2 separate regions of the Mus musculus genome follow, and region 1 is linked to region 2. A link is a loop called in an ENCODE intact Hi-C map of the cell type or tissue named here. Cell type or tissue: heart. All regions are shown on one strand. Each heading gives the region's core, and the rest is flanking DNA. Links, peaks and the distances in the headings are about the cores only.

Region 1 (8,491 bases), core at 362-8,361, 74 kb before region 2:
GGTTGGGGGTCACCGCAGCATGAGGAACTGTGTTAAGGGTCGCAGCATTGGGAAGGTTGAGGACTGCTGCTCTGGGGGTTGTGCAGGAGTCCTGGGGGAGGGTGTGTGACACACTACTTTCCTATACGAAGAAATTACCTTTAACTTAAGCATTGTTTTAGATTTATTTTATGTTTGTGTTTTATGTACATGCATATACATGCACTGTGTGTGTGGCTGGTGCCTGCAGAGGTCAGAGGGGGGCGCTGGATCTCCTGGAGCTGTAGTTATAGCAGGCTGTAGATGTTGGGAACTGAACCTGGGTCCTCCAGAAGAGCAGAAAATGCTCTTAACTGTGAAGCTATCTTTCCAGTATTCCTTTTTCATTTTTAATTTTGTATGTGTTCACGTATGTGTGTGGTATATGTGCATGTTCATACTTCATTATAAACAGGTGCCACCACACCTAGATTTTCTTAACATGAATCCTGGGATGGCACACAGGTCCTTGTGCTTTGAAACGAACAACTGTACCAAGTGTGCCATCTCCCCAAGCCCAGCACGCAAGGTTGGCTGTCCGTCCTCCAGTCAGAACAAGCACCCTGCTCCCGGCATCCTTGCAGTGGCCATCTGGTTCTTCCTTTCTCTATATAGGGAGGAGGGCAAGTTCCAGAGGGAGGAGGGCAAGTTCCAGAGGGAGGAGGGCAAGTTCCAGAGGGAGGAGGGCAAGTTCCAGAGGGAGGAGGGGAGTCCCAGATCCTCACATTCCCAGATTTCTTATTCTTTACCGCACTCCTGCTCTCAGCTGAGCGCAGTGGTAAATTTTCTGCTGCAGCTTAGCCTTCTTGCAGCCTCGATGGGGGTGTGGCCTGACTGCTGCTGCTGCTGCTGCTTCTTCTTCTTCTTCTTCTTCTTCTTCTTCTTCTTCTTCTTCTTCTTCTTCTTCTTCTTCTTCTTCTTCTTCTTCTTCTTCTCCTCCTCCTCCTCCTCCTCCTTCTCTCTTCTCTCTTCTCTCTCTCTCTCTCTCTTCTCTCTCTCTCTCTCTCTCTCTCTCTCTCTCTCTCTCTCTCTCTTGTCTTGTTTTTCAAGACAGGGTTTCTCTGTGTAGCCCTGGCTGTCCTGGAACTCACTTGGTAGACCAGGCTGGCCTCGAACTCAGAAATCCGCCTGCCTCTGCCTCTGCCTCTGCCTCTGCCTCTGCCTCTGCCTCTGCCTCTGCCTCTGCCTCTGCCTCTGCCTCTGCCTCTGCCTCTGCCTCTGCCTCTGCCTCTGCCTCTGCCTCTGCCTCTGCCTCTGCCTCTGCCTCTGCCTCTGCCTCTGCCTCTGCCTCTGCCTCTGCCTCTGCCTCTGCCTCTGCCTCTGCCTCTGCCTCTGCCTCCCAAGTGCTGGGATTAAAGGCACGTGCCACCACTGCTCGGCGCTGCTTGCTCTCAAAAAGCTCCCAAGACAGGGTAGGTTGGACCTGGGGTCCCAAATTGGCATCCTGGGGTGTCAGGTTGACCCATGAAAGGGACAGAGAAGCCAAGAGTTAGAGTCAAGGCCTTGAGTTGAGAGTTAGGCTCTGCTGGCTCCCATGGTCCCGTGCTGGGCTCCCGGACCGAGATGGAGAGCATGACACTCTGTCTTCCCCATCACTGGTGAATTCAGCTAGTCACGTGGAGAGAGGCCTGGTGTAGGTGGAACTCAGAACTGGGCTGATTCAGATCCATGCAAGGTGGGTTGGGCTTTGCTCTTAGCCCAGGACTGTCATCCGAAGGACCGGGAATCACCATATGAGGGAAGTGGGCAGAGAGCCAGAGGGGAAACAGAGGCAGGAGAAGCCATTCTCTGGCATCTCTTCCTATGTGTCATACATGACATTCACGGACCATGGATTGCTCCAAAGACATTAAAAAAAAAAAAAGACAATAAAAGCATGATCGGTATGCCAAACCTCTTGAGTTCTACTGGCCCGGTTAAGTCTGTTGCTGGGTGTTGGGACTGTGGCTTCATGGCCTTCACCCCACAGCTCCAACCCCTATGCTCCAGCCATGCTGTCTTGCACTGCAGGCCTTTATGTGGCAACTGCAGGTGGTCATACTTCAGATGCCTTTCTGTGGGGACCGTCTGCTTTTGTTACAGCTGAGGAACAGTCTCCATTCACAGGTTCGCTGGCCTCCTCCTCAGGATGGCAGGCACCAGGCCAGTGGTCCCCATCCAAAATCTCCATCTCACAGGAACAGGTCCTGGAAAGGTCTCCTCTGTCGGCCTTGCTGGGGGGAACAAGAAAGACAGGTCAAGGAGGAGACAGCAACCTCAGTAAAGGACATCATGGACTTGATGGGGGTCGGGAGGCGGGCCTGGCTGCTGGGACCTTCAATTCACAACTATCACCCATCTGCCCAAAGGGGGAACCTTACACGTGAGGCCTTCAGGTGACCAGACACAATCAGGGTTTGATGAGACAATTGTCATCAACTGAGGTTTGGACACAGGAGTCTGTGGTCCTCACCATCAGGGCTGTGCACCAGGCCAGTGTTTCGGAGAAGGGGATGTTGTCACAGAAGCTGGGGTGCCTCTGGGGGACTGGAGAGAGAGAACCAGGGTTGAGCCAAGTCTGGTTGGATTCCACTGGACACAGCATGTATCTATTTGGCTGGACCATGGTTGCTTTGGGGCACGTTTTCCTGGACAGAGCATCAGCTGGCCTGTGGCCAGGCACAATTTGGGTCGATAGGACCGACTTTGAGAACACTTCTGCTCTCCTTTCTTCTGTGGAGTACTGCAGGTAAAATCATCTTCCTGGTGTGTGGATGGGATGCCTCTGTACTAAGGAGGAGGAGGAGGAGGGGAGAAGAGGAAAAGGGGGAAGGGAAGGAGGTGGAGAAGAAGGAGGAAGGGGGGAGGAGGGAGGGGAGGAGAAGGAGAAAGAGGGAGGGGAGGAGGGGAAGGAGAAAAGGAAGGGGAGGAGGGGAAGGAGGAGGAAAGAGAGAAGGGGAGGGGAGGAGGAGAGAGGGGAGGAGGAGGTAGAGTGAGAAGGGGAGGAGGAGGTAGAGAAGGGGCAGTTTTGTCATCATGATGCCAGCTAGGGCTCCTGGGGAACAGAGATGCACATGGATGTCTAGGCCCTGCAGAACCCCACCCGCCGCCTCCCTACCCTTCTCCATCCTAGAAGTCTGTGTGGTTCAAGCAGGAGAGAAAGATGCCCCTGCCTTGCCTAGTCACCTCCTCTCCCCGCGCCCCCCCCCCCCAGTGGTCACTCTTCCTGAAGCCCTGGCCTCTTGATGTTTCCTGTACTGTGTTCAGAGGGAAGTGGTGCTGCCCACTGCACTCCTGTGGGCAGAGACTCACAGTGGGCAGGTGTAAGCGCACGGCCTCTGTGGAGAGCAGAGTCGAGGGGCCAATTCTGAGGAGCAGAGTGGGTCCCCCAGTTCCCTGACCTGCCTGGTCTATGACAGATTTACTCAAGGTCTTTCCCCTCTCTGGCTACTGAGGGATGGAGCTGTGACTGAGGTTTGGGCAAGTCTTAGAGTCTTTATTGCTGTGAGCAGACACCATGACCAAGGCAACTCTTATAAGGACAGCATTTAATTGGGGGCTGGCTTACAGTTTCAGTGGTTCAGTCCATTATCATGGCAGGAAGCATGGCAGCATGCAGGCAGGCATGGTGCTGGAGATGTAGATGAGATTTCTATATCTATATCTGAAGGCAACAGGGAGAGGTAGGGGAGGGGGGAGGGGGAGAGGGAAGGGGAGGGAGAGAGAGACTGGGCTTGGCTTGAGCATCTAAGACCACAAAGTCCACCCTACACCCACATACTTCCTCCAACAAGGCCACACCCACTCCAACAAGGCCACACCCCCAATAGTGCCACTCCCCAAGAGCCTATAGGTATTATTTTCAAACCACCACATCCCCCTAACATCTGGTTGGGTAGGTCTCAGCTATTAAACCTCTCAAGCTTTGCTGGTGGCAGGGCTCTTCCCAACGACAGTCTGAGGCTTTTAAGTTCCTTGTGCAGTTGACGGTGACCTGTCCTGTGGTGCTCACATGGGAACATCTGGGTGGGAAGAGCAGCAACTGTGAGGCCTCCGAGCATCTCCCTCTCTGTAAACGGTGGCACCGCTGGACGGTTCCTTGTGCTTGGCACCCTGGGTGAGTCTTTGGAAACAGTGTCATGTATGCCACGTCCCCGCCAGGGCCTCCAGAGCTCCTATGCTGTGAAAGACACTCAGATGCCCAGAGATGAACCTGAGCAAGCATGCGGACGCCCGCACTATGTGCGACTCTTCCCAGTAGACTCAAGCTCAGTCAAACTGGAACCCGGCCATGGCGGCATCTGTGGCCCAGGGATACCCTTCTCCCCCAGTGCTGAGTTATGAATGGCCTCTCTGCACAGAACAGAGGAGGGTTTTCATAACTACAATCCTCCCACTCTGCGCTGCTTCTAGATGATTCTGTGAACCCCGTTCCATGAGGTTGTGCTACAGTTTCCAGATTAAAGAAATGTCAGGGGCTGGAGAGATGGCTCCGCAGTGAAGAGACCTGTGCGCTTCAAGATGACAGCCGTTCAGCCCCCGGCACACATGTTGGGCAGTTTACAATTGCCTGTAACTGAGGCTCCAGGGGGAACACACTCCCCCTTCTGGCCTCTGGAGGTACTGCATGCACATGCTACACACACACACACACACACACACACACACACACACACACACACACATACATTCATTCACATAGGTGCTCGATACACAAATAAACAAATCTTTCACATTAAAGACACATATTTTCCCCACACTAAAGGGAATACATGCTTATTAAGTTTTTTGTTTTTTGTTTTTTTGTTTTTTGGTTTTTTTTTGGACGTTGCAGAATGGTCTAAAGGGAAAGTGAGCGGATTTCACAGCCTACCCTCTAATAAGTCAGTATCTGTGTCTGCAGACCTTACTATGCTCTCAGCATTATTGATGTCATTACTTATATGTGTGAGTGTATTTTCAAAAGACACTCAGGCTACACAAACCTGGTGTTGCTGGTCTTTCTAGCCTCTCCCCCTCTCCCAGACCCCCTCTGCATTCAGAGAACCACAACCAGGAGGATTCTGGGAGCAGGGATGGGGGCGGAGCTGCACACACAATGGGACCCTGTGTTGGTGGTGGGCACAGCCTGTTGGCCCCTCTGGCTGGCGAGCCAGAGGCTGCTCCGTGCAGAGTCAGCAATCCACTGGGCGGCGGGTCTCGTTAAGAGGGGCTCCCTGGGCGGCTGGCTCGGCATCAGAGGCTCACGGCCTGTGGCTGTTTTGCTCAGGAAGCTGAGGACATGTGTCCTGGTGGAGAACGACCAGGGCACCAAGGTGCCGCAGGCCCTCCCCCAGCCCCTGGCCTTTATCAGTTTCCGCCTCACTCTGGCTGCAAACAAAAGGCCCGGTACCTGGGGCTCGGGAGACACTGCCACACAGGATGTTCCCAGCTTCACATACTTCCTCCCTGTCTGCCTGATATGTCCTAGAGAAAGCAGCTCGGGGATTCTCCAGGGAGCGTGTGGCTGTAACAACTCCAAAACAACTAATAACAAAGTCATAAATCTGGCCCTGCCTCGGCGGCTCTTGGCCGAGGGCATCCAGCCCAGGCTCATGGTGTGGCCGTGGAGGTCAGAGTCCTGTGGGCTGGAGAGCCGCGAGGAGCCATGTTCTCCACGTGGAAGCAGGCCCGGCTTTGCTCAGGTCCGTGAACACACATATGTCACACCCTCCGGTGTGGTGGCCTGCAGGAGCCAGCCAGACTGAGGAGCAGGGGCGAATGCCCGACACCCCGTTTTCTTCCCCCTCAGATAAGCAAGCTCTTCAGCCTGACCAGGCTGGAGTGTCCCTCTGCCGTCAGTCTAGTGCAGGATGAACACTGGCGTAGGAGATGTCTGTCAAGTGTGCCACGCTGTGACAGAGTCAGGGTGGACTTGCGGTTTTCCCTGCTGCCTTGCTGACAGCTGCACATTCAGGCCTCTGTTCATCCCCCACAAAGAAGGATTTAGTACAGGGAGGTGGTCTTATGGGTGAGTGGAGGTGCACAGCAGGATAGAGAGGCAATGGGGGAGGAGTGCAGAGCTGGAACCAGTAAGTAGATGAACTGGAGGTGAGGGGAGGGTGATAGTGGTAGTGATGATGGTGATGATGGTGATGATGGTGATGGTGGTGGTGATGATGATAATGGTGGTGATGGTGATGATGGTGATGGTGGTGATGGTGGTGATGGTGATGATGATAACGATGGTATTGATGATGGTGGTGGTGACGACTGTTACTTTGGTCCTGTGGCCTTACAACAAGCTGTTTGACCCTGGAAATCCCATCACCACTTAGCTTCAGAGGAGTCGTTCTGGAACTCTCAGTCCCAGGGCAGTGACTGGAGATGTGGGAAGAGAGGCTTCTTCGGCTGATGTGTCAGAGCCACGTGGATGCTGGACTCAGGATCAGACTATGTGAGAGCTGAGAGCTCATGTGCTGGACTCAGGATCAGACTATGTGAGAGCTGAAAGCTCATGTGCTGGACTCAGGACCAGACTATGTGAGAGCTGAGAGCTCATGTGCTGGACTCAGGATCAGACTATGTGAGAGCTGAGAGCTCATGTGCTGGACTCAGTATCAGACTATGTGAGAGCTGAGAGCTCACGCCTTCATCACAGGGATCTTGAGGAGGTAGTGAGGGCTGCTTCTGGAGTAAAGGCAGTCACTCTGCCTGCCCCCAGCCTCCCCACCCCATGCCACTGTGCCCATTGTTCAGTGTGTGCGTAGAAAATCAGTTCCGGCAGGGAACAAGCAAGACAGAGGGAGGGAGACGCACCACTGTGGATACAAAGCTGAGAGTTCCCTTTGCTGGACTGGAGGAGCAGCCTGAAGCCCCCAGCCCAGCTCAGGTAGGACTTGGGACAGACTACACTGGTGTAGGTGACAAAGGCTTTGGGGATCGAGATTCCAGAGCCTTCTGTCCTCAGTCTCCTGTCCTTCTGTCTGCCCCTCTACCAGGCCCCTCCCTGCCAGCAGCCCATGCTTGAGGCTGCCCACTGTGACTGAGCTGGGCAGGTGCATGCAATCTCTGCCTCTGCAGCGAGGCTCTGTCTCCCACATGACAGATCAGGAAACTGAGGCTTGAGAGACAAGGGCTATGTGGTTGGGCAGATGCCTGTCGAGTTCCTGAGTCTGGGTTTAAGGCTGAGGCTCACCCTTTCTCCTTTTCCTGTGTGGTCACCAACTGCTCCCAAGCCCAGTCTTGTTCATTGTGTGGGGCTCTGATCAATGTTACATAGTATCCAGCATTATGTAGCATAGTGTGTGTGTTGCAACGCGTGCATCCTGTGCGATACTCATGTTGCATGTGACAGATACAATGACGGGACACTCGTGGACTATGGGGACTGATTTCAGAAAATGTCCAGAGGGGTCGGGGACACCAGAGTGAGCTCTGAACCCAGATGGGGCGATGCTTGACACATTTAGGGGGTTCTTAAAGAAACGTTTGGGCTCCAGGCAACAAGTAGCCACTCCAAAACAACAGCAGCAACAACAGCAACAAAACAAAAACAAACAAACAAACAAACAAAAGACAGCATGAGCCGGCCCTTCGCCTGTCAGAACTGCAGCAAGAAGTACCCACAGGGCACTGCTTACCATCAAAGATGGCTCCCTTTGGGAATGCTCTCCAGTGGGATGGAGGACTCCAGCTGCCACAGTTGTGACAGGGAGCACCTGCACATGGGGGTAGGCAATGGCAGGATGTGCCAGTGGTCAGCGGCAGGGAACCAGGACTCCCCCGGCTCTGGCCCCGTTAGGCCTGGACTGACTCCAGGCTGCTGCAGAAAGAACACTCCCGGGCCGCGTGTTCCTCCCGTTCTGTGGGGTAGGAAGGAAGGACTCCAGACATAATTAGAAGTGTTTCAGAAGAGTGGAAAGTTCTCAGGAAACATATTATCATTAGCTCTGGCCTCCTGCCTCCCTGGAGACAAGGAGCATGAGCTCGTGTGTGTGTGTGTGTGTGTGTGTGTGTGTGTGTGTGTGTGTGTGTCCCTGTCCATCTTCCTGTGGAATCCTTCTCCAGCCTGGAGGCAGGTTCCCTGTGTGCCCTGCCTTCCCGCTGCATTTGAGGAGAACCAGACCTGGTCATCCCGAGAAGACAGGGTGCCTTGCCTGAAGAAGCCCTTGGGACTGTAATTCAGAAACTCCACTTGATACTGGGTGCCTCAGTTTCCCCATCTGCAGAGCAGACAGGAGGTCCGGCTTGGAGTCATCTCCAGGTTCCAAGATTCTTTTATCAAAGAAAATTCCAGGTATGGTTTCCAGGGCCCAGAGCAGGGCTCCACAGCTGGCGACTGGATCTCCAGGCCTACCCACCCCTCTGGGTTGCTGCCTTTAGAAGTCGCTCCTCCCCATGACCCGTGTCCTGTGCACTTACCTGTCTCCAGGGGGCTTGGCTACAACGTGCCATTCTTGGGTCCTGAGCATCTGCAGAGGAAGTGAGGTTCTGGCACTGGAGGCTGAGCTGT
Region 2 (8,491 bases), core at 342-8,341:
CTCTCCTTTACTGTGTGGGTCCTGGGACTCAGGCCAGGTCCTCAGGCTTGGCAACGTGAACCCCCACTCTCTGAGCCGTCATGCTGACCCTGGAGATCCACTTTCGAGGTCTGTGGGAGGCCTGGTACCTAACGTGACTTCGGCCTCAAGCCGCCGTGCTTCTGGCCTCTTATTTTGGACAAGGACAGCAAAGGGGTCAAAAGTTTCAAGCATACCCAAACCCACCCAGCAGTAAGAGCAGATTTCATGGCAGAATAGCTCGTGCCCGTGGACAACTCCACCCTCCACATGGCCACTGTCAGAGCCATGGCCTCCTCATCCTCAGAGTATCCCCAACTAACAGAGATCCAAAGACTCACTTTCTCATGAGGGAGTCTCTCCAGTGTCCTCAACACCCTCAGTGTGGGTTTTCTGTCTCTTTGGTTGGGAATAGAACTTAGAGAGGCAAGGGAGAAACCGATTTCCATGGCCTGGAGGGCTCAGGCTGCACGCCCCCGGGCAGACTGACTCGTTCAGGCTGAGCCAAGGTCAGAGGTGCTGTAGCCCTGTCCTCTGCATCTGGTTGTATCCTGTGTAGCCTACTGTTCTTGGTCAACTTAATTTTTCCTTTTTCTTGTTTTAAAGAAGGCAACTAAGCAAATTCTGAAGACTAGTGAGGGAGGAACTGGGTCCCTGTCCTGCACTGGGGTGAGGAAGGGACATGGCCCCCTGCCCTGGACCGGCAGCTTAGCTGTAGCATCCCTCCTCCCAGGCTTCTTGGCTGCAGATGCAGAGACAGCAGCCTCTAAGTCCAGTATCCAGACCGAACTTCCCCTCCTGGCTTAAGGTAATGATAGCTCCGTCCTGCTGTCCTCCCTCAGGGAAGAGCACACACATGGATGGAGTGTGCTTTCTCCCTTTCCCTGGTCCCCGTTCTTCACCATGGTCACCTTTCACCCAGTGCCCACTGTGGACATGACGTGGCAATGACCCAGATTCCATCAGTGAGTTCTTATGGGTACACTCATCGTACCCCATAAATGTATGCTAGGTGTACCTCCATTGTAAAGAAACATAAATTCAGAGACATTGATACACCTGTCCAAGGTCAAAGAGCCTGAACATGGCAAAGCTGGGCCTTGGCCCAGGCTGGATACCGGTGCCTTAGGTCTGACTGCTAGGGCAAAGTTACTTCCATTTTTATTGTGGTGATACATGCTCCTCAAATATTGGTCCCACATTTCTTTAGATTGTGGCTTCACTCATTAAGATAACTGTCCTATCAGTGAATTGTGGTTGGTACAAGAATGTCCCACGCAGGCTCATATTTTATCGCCTGGTTCCAGCGGATGGCACTGTCTGGAGAGCCAGTGAAACCTTTAGGATGTGGAGCCTTACTGCAGGAAGCAGATCTGAGGGTGGGGGTGGCCTTTGAAAGTTACACACACCAGTGGTTCCTGCTTATTCTCAGTATCTGGTCTTCTACCAGGTGACAAGCTTCCACTGCCCCCTGTCACTGCCATGGATGGCCCTCGGCTCTCCCTGCTATCATTGACCAAAACCCCCGAAACCAAGAGCCAAAATAAATGTCCCCTTAGCTTGTTTCTGTCAATCAATTACAACAATGTCTGTGGCAAAACCAAAACAAGTTCACTCCACAGGTGCCAGCAAATAGCTGATGTGCAGGAAGCCTGCCTGCCTTGGGATCCCAGCCAGGCTCGTCAGCTCCATTGAATGGCGGCGGCCATCAGAGCTCTGCTAAGTGTCTGCATGTTAGCCCTGCCCCCACATTACAGGTGGGGAAGGTGAGGCTCAGAGGTGAGGGCTTGCCCAACTGTTTTGGATCCTAGCAGGCAGAGGTTGAGACTGACCACAGCCCTCTGAACAGTCTCCTCCCCTCATGCTGGCAACCTTCCTACTCGACAGTGCTGGGAACCGACAAGTGGGTGCCAGAGGGAAGGGCAGCCATCAGGGAGCTTTGAGGACACTACGAAGCAAGGTGGAGGATTGGGAGGAGGAGGGAGGAAGGGGGAGGAGGAGGAGTGGGAGGAGGGAGAGGAGGGAGATAAAGGGGAGGAGGAGGGAGAGGAGGGGGGAGGAGGAGGAGTGGGAGGAGGAGGAAGGGGAGGAGGGAGAGGAGGGAGATAAAGGGAGAGGAGGAGGAGAGGAGAGGGAAGAGGGAGAGGAAGTCGGAAGGAGGAGGAGGGAGAGGAAGAGGTTGCAGTGGATCTGTACAAGGCTTCCTGCTCTCTGCCCTTGTTGATTTGAACAGGCGATAGATATCACAGCGGCAGTGGCAGAAATGGCGTGTCCAGACACATATCAGATTATCCCAACCTGAAAATCCCCAGTGGAATGTGCTGCCTATCTGATGGCCTGCCACACTGCCACCCAAACCAGAGAGGCGGACAGCCAGGCTGGGCTGCAGACAGAGGCAGGCAAAACTGGCCGGGCCACTTTGCTGCCTGCGTGTCCCGTGGCTGGCGAAAGCCTAGGTTCCTTGGTGCCCAGTGTCTGGTGCCTGGGCACTGTCTTGGTTTCTGTTTATTCTCCCAGGGTTCAGGTGTATCATCTGCAGCTCACACTGGCCTGAATGTTTCCCTGTCTACGCAGGATCTCTTGAGGTCTCTACCCCAAACTCCCTCACAGGATGGCAGGAGAGGAAGAGGCCCCTATTCAGAGGTCAGAAACTCCAAGATGGTACTAAGGGGCCTGGCTCTGTCTCTCCATGGGAGCGGTCAGCTACGGAAGCTTCTGAACCCACATGTGGGTGCTCTGTCTGGCTCTTGGTTTAGGGACTCCACAGCACTAGAGCTGGACTGTCCCAGGAAGTTTGCAAACGGAATCTCCTGGGTGATGGAGCTTGCTGTCTGGTTCTTTCATCCGCAGCGGCAAAGCCTGACCAGGTGCCATCTCCTTGGGTTTTCCAAGGATAAAACGAGACGCGTTGATTGTCTAGCAGAACCTCAGCAGGTGGCATCTGACTGACCAGCCGAAGAAGATGTATATGACACATTCCAAGACAGAGCAGAGTGACTTGGAACAGAGGCCCTGAACCCAACCAGTCACTGTGTGCATCTGGCTGCCAATTGGCTGTGGAAGCCATCACCGGACTCTGGCCTGACCGCCAGGCCTGTGTCTCCCTGAGTCTTTCAGCGCCACATGTGCAGAAGTGACTGACAACTCCCCACCCCCACCCCACCTCCCCACCCCGGAAGCCGAGGGAGCATGCGCAGAAGTGTCTGACTCGAAGCCGAGGGTGCAGTGCCGGTGTGGAACACCCACAGGTTTACTTAACGTGTCATTTTGTCCAAAGGCAAATGGTTCATTAATCCTCACTTTGTCCCTGCCTGTCAAAACCAGCCCGACAGATTCCATGGTGCGGCTCACGCACACAGAGCAGGCCAGCTCCTGCGGCTTCATCTTCTCTGAGCCTCTCTGTAACTGTTGTTAAACTTGGTCACAGCCACGCTGGACTTTACAGATCCCTAACTTCAAACAAACAAGAAAACAACACCTCTAACCCTCTGTGATAAGCAAGCAGCTTTATCAGGCTCGACTCCCACCTGGCATGCGGACTGGCGACTCCCTGTCCCCATGTAAATAAGTGCCACCTGTTTGTGCAGGTTGATGTGGTCACTCTACCCGTGTTATCTCCGAGGAAGCACTAGCTGGGCGTGGTGCATCTGGCAAGGGGTGCGGGAATAATAACACGGCTGGCCAAGCCCCGGGGTGGCCCTGGACCCCGAGAGAGCTTGGCAGAGCTGTGCCTGGTTATTGCTTCCTGGAAAGGTGGACAGCCGAGAAAGGGACTTTCACTCCTTCCTGGCGCAGTGATCCAGTCCCGAGTCTAGACTGTGCGCACAATGGCAGGGCCTTCCGGATTCCGTTCTCTGGTGGCTGCCAGTTTCCGAAGCCACGTATCTAAATTGGGATTTCCTGAATTCCCAGAGTCTTTGGGTTGGAAGGGGCTCCTGGAGCTAGGGGGGAGGGAGGGAGTAGGCAGGTCACGGGTCACATGACTGGTCAAAATGAATCAGAGCTCAGTTTGGCCCCATATTAGACTAAGCCAGGCCTCTCCCTGCAGGGTGCCTGCGGGACCTCATACCCTGGGACTGAGAGATAAGAGCTGGTAGTTAGCCTGTGTTCTTCAGGCTTGTTGGAGCTCTCAAGGGCAAAGCAGGCGGTCTAAACAAACGTCTTACATGTCTGTCCTTTCTGTCTGTCCAGCTCCGTGTCTCCTGTCCTGGGAAAAGCGAATCTTGGCTCACCAGCCCAGAGTCTCTGCTCATGTCTTCATCCAAGACAACAGCAAACCCCACACACCACTGCTTCACTCTCTTGGGGACCCACTAACTCTTCGTGCCCCTCCAGCACCCTCGACAACTTGGGTGACAGCTCCATGCTTATCTCTCGGTTCTCTGTCCTCCCCTGATCTTGGAGCAGGCTCTACTCTCACTCAAATGGGCTCTTCTTACCATGGAAATTTCTCCTCTTACTGTTGCCCTGCTGCAAATAGCACCAAGTCTCTGGCCGTCCTCATCTCTTCCCCATTAGCTTTCCCTAGCTACTCTGAACTCGTTGCCCAGTTCGCTGTGTCTCAGCCTGTTCTGGGACCTTAGTTCATCTGGAGGTGGGTGGGGAGTCCCGCTTCATTGCTCATCCTACAGTAAACTTGGTAGCCTTCTCAGACCAGAGTCTACCCTCCTCACAAATGCACACACATGCCTTCTCCTCATCTTGATTTATTTTTGCAGACAACACTACTGTGCCTCAGACTTATCCATGGACTATCTGTACTTTTCCTCAAGACCGGGGCTTCCTGGAGGAGTGGACATCAGACAACTGCATAGATAACATGTGGAAGACAACCTGGTACATAACAGCAGCTCAACAAACAGCCATGGACTGAGTGTACATCACGGACAGTGTTGTTGAATTATTTATCTACCTTAATTTCTTTCCTTTGCGTATTAGCTTGTAACATCTGTCAGCAAGTTCCCTCACCTCATCATTTATTATTATGTCCAAAATACCTCGGCTAGTCTGGGATCCCACCCCTACCCCACTTGGGGTGAGTCTGTCAAATGGCATTTTCAAAAAACGTGCTGGCAGCTTTGTGGCCACTGCCTGTGAGACTTGAAAATCTCATCCTGATACAGAGCCTTCCTGTCTGGAGGCTCTCAGATCTCTCCCATTCTTCAGACAGTGTTCAGAATCACCAACAAAATTGTCTTTCAGAGCTTTCTCAGAATTATTCATGAGAGGTTTGAGAGTAGAATTCTACACATTCCTAAGTGATTACAATCTGGTGAGAATCGAGTAGATTTTTAGCTTTTTTATTTTCCAGGCCATGGGCTGTGAGCACTAATTATCACCTTGACACAGAATCATCTAGGAAGAGAGTCTCTGTCTAGATCAGGTTGGCATGTCCATCAAGGATTGTCTCAATTAACAGGTTCATTCATGTTTGAAGACACAGCCTAGTATGGGTGGCACCATTCCCTAGGCAGGGCGTCCTGACTGTTTCCATTCATATCTCTCTGCTCTTGATGGTGAATGTGATGTGACCCTGTAAGGACTCCCTGCCTTGACCTCCCCTCAGTGATGAGCTGTGACCTGGAACTCTAAGCTAAAATAATGCCCTTTCTCTCCAAGTTGCTTTTTCTCAGGATGCCTCATTATAATAACAGAAACAAAACTAAGATGGTACATTCTCGGGACTTATTTACTGCTGTTATTACCTTGTAGATTCTGCTGGGTTTCCATTGAAGATGGTACTATTGTCTACCAACAACCACATTTTTTATCTCTTTCCATAATTCTTTTTCTTTCCTGTCAATTTTGCCTCCCTTCCTATTCGTTGGTTGTTAGCTGGTTTTGGTTTTGGTTTTGAGACAGTCTTACAGCATAGCCCAAGGTAGCTTCAACTCATTGAACTTTTTGCTTTGGCTTCCTGAGCACCAGGCTAACACGTGCACAGATTCTCCACTCCACCTTTCCTCTGTGTGTGTGCACATCAGTCTACAGGTGTGAATGCATGTGTGTGTATTTGCACATGAAGGACAGAGGTCACCTATGGAGGCTGTATTAGTTAGGGTTTTACTGCTGTGAACAGACACCATGACCAAGGCAAGTCTTATAAAAAACAACATTTAATTGGGGCTGTCTTACAGGTTCAGAGGTTCAGTCCATTATCATCAAGGTGGGAGCATGGCAGTATCCAGGCAGGCATGGCACAGGAGGAGCTGAGAGTTCTATGTCTTCATCCAAAGGCTGCTAGTGGAAGACTGACCTCCAGGCAAATAGGGTGAGGATCTTATACCCACACCCACAGTGACACACCCATCCCAACCAGGTCACACCTATTCCAACAAAGCCACACCTCCAGATGGTGCCACTCCCAGGTCCAAGGATATACAAACCATCACAGAGGCATTCCTTGATCACTCTGTCCTTGTTTGTTTGTTTGTTTTTGAAACAAGGTCTCCCACTGATACAGCTAGACTGGTTGACAGTGAACCCTAAGACTTTTCCTGTCTACCTTTCTGCTTTTTATGTGAATGTTCAGGATCTGAACTTAAAACCTTGTGTCTTAATGGTGTGTTGAATAGTTTTATGCCAATTTATCACAGCTATTTGAGAGGAGGGAACCTGAACTGAGGAATTGCCTCCATAAAATTGGGCTGCAGGCAAGCCTGTGGGGGAATTTTCTTAATTAGTGGTTGATGGGGGAGGACCCAACCCATTGTGTCTGGGGCCATCCCTGAGCGGGTGGTCCTGGGTTCTATAAGAAAGCAGGCTGAGTAAGCCATGGGGAGCAAGCCAGTAAGCAGCACCCTCCATGGCCTCTGCATCAGCTCCTGCCTCCAGGTTCCTGCCCAGCTTGAGTTTCTGTTCTGACTGCTTTCAATGATGGACCCACGATGTGGAATTATAAGCCAGATTAACCCTTTTGTCCCCAACTTGCTTTTGGCCGCAGTGTTCTACGTCACAACAGTAGTGATCCTGACTAAGACATAAGACACGTGCTTTGAGCTAGCTCCCTGGCCACCAGTTTTCTTTTACGGTGGTATCGCATGTGGAGAGACTGTTGATACAAATGTCAGAAAGGAGCAGAGATGGCTGGCATCCTTAACTTGCTTCTGACCGCAGGAGAAATCTGAAAGCTTCTTTGTCAAGTGTAAGGTTCCTTCTACATCTCTGGTCTCGTTCAACACTCGGACAACCAGAGCAGTCAATTGGCTTCATGAATCCTCACTGGGCCCCTTGCCCACTAAAGTATATGTCTGAAATTTTACACAAGAAAAAAAAAGTTTTCAATGCCAACAACAGTTGACCCCACACACAGTCACAGGCCTCTTGGGACAGCGCCACTGTATATATGAACACAACCAGACTGCTGTGAGCGCTCTCTCTCTCTCTCTCTCTCTCTCTCTCTCTCTCTCTCTCTCTCTCTCTCTCGTGTGTGTGCTCACTCAGAGCAGTGATCACAGTCATATTTGTTCAAATCTCGTTTTCTCTCTCCACTCTGCCTAGATGACGCCAACTGTTGACGACTACATACCGAGAACCCACAGGCTTCACGCTCAGTTCCAGAATTCACAAAGGAAACCAAGAGAGATGAACTCTGTCCCTAACCCAGTCTCAGCCACAGAAAGGGTCAGGGTGGATAAAGGATAATCATATTCACTAGCCATGATCAATGAAGCTGTTACAAGAAGACGAAGGGTCGAGAAGGAGAGAGGCGAGCTTGTCGGACGGCATCGATAATTACTTCCTTCAGGTCGGGGTTGCGGAGGTTTCTTGGAAAGAGAGTTGAGAACGGTTGCAGAAACTGTCGCACCGTGGGATCGGTCCCAGGGTCATCCCTGGGCTCCAGAGCACTTCAGGTCCTTCATCCCTGGCTGCCTCGAAGCAGACTCCAGGAACACAGTGCCCCTGAAATAAGATCACAGAGGAAGAGCTGCAGGGATTCTCATTGCCCCCCCTTCCCTGTCAAGGGTGACTGTCTTCAGCTCATTTAACGAGGAGAGAACTCAGGACCAACCTGCAGCCAGGGGGGGGGATTGGGGAGGCGCAGGCCCCCACACAGTCACAGCCCAGGCTGCAGTCTGGTTTCCCAGGACGAGGACAGGCAGCAAGTTGTTGCTGACGCCGGTGTGACCCTGGAGCCACCCCTCCCACAGAACATTTGTCTTCTCCCCGACTGCCCTACGGCCCACAGGGCCGCAGCTCATATTTCCTGGGCTTTGGCGTGGGAGCAAAAAAACGGGAGAGTCTGACAGGAATGAGGAAGAGCCGGTGGGGAGTCCCTCCAAGGTCTGCAGGCGGGATATGTGCAGGATGTGAGCTGGAGGCATCGTGGAGTCTTTCCTGGGTGCCAGGCACTGGGCTCCATGCCTTCCTCGTATCTGCACACAATAAGATTGCTCAGACTGGTCAACTTCTCATGCTCAAACCTGAGCTCTTGATTTCGACACCTCCAAGGGTGGCTCTTTCCCCTGTTGGC

The links. Hi-C counts contacts between places; a loop is a spot of excess contacts. Peaks named below come from ENCODE experiments on the same cell type or tissue, not always from the same donor. Only the 100,000 strongest peaks of a DNase experiment are listed, where the experiment ranks them.
Region 1: a loop joins it to region 2, with 4 times the contacts of the local background. A loop is called at or near these places in 3 of 42 quality-filtered maps.

Annotation. Positions count from the first base shown.
Region 1 is chr8:121,331,979-121,340,469 of GRCm38, reverse strand. No RefSeq gene overlaps it. Among named protein-coding and RNA genes, the nearest start is that of Gm33823, 72 kb to the right of the region's middle. In heart, for the core only: a CTCF peak has its summit at 4,588 (motif pointing left); DNase peaks (open chromatin) are centred at 5,379 and 7,869; H3K27ac peaks cover 3,213 bases.
Region 2 is chr8:121,258,338-121,266,828 of GRCm38, reverse strand. It overlaps Gm33823 (a long non-coding RNA gene), which reads left to right and starts at 2,255. Exons shown (of 3, transcript XR_388123.4): 1 at 2,255-3,578; 2 at 4,210-4,370; 3 at 4,737-5,040. In heart, for the core only: no CTCF peak of the experiment used is centred there; DNase peaks (open chromatin) are centred at 3,258 and 3,878; H3K4me3 peaks cover 1,536 bases; H3K27ac peaks cover 4,824 bases.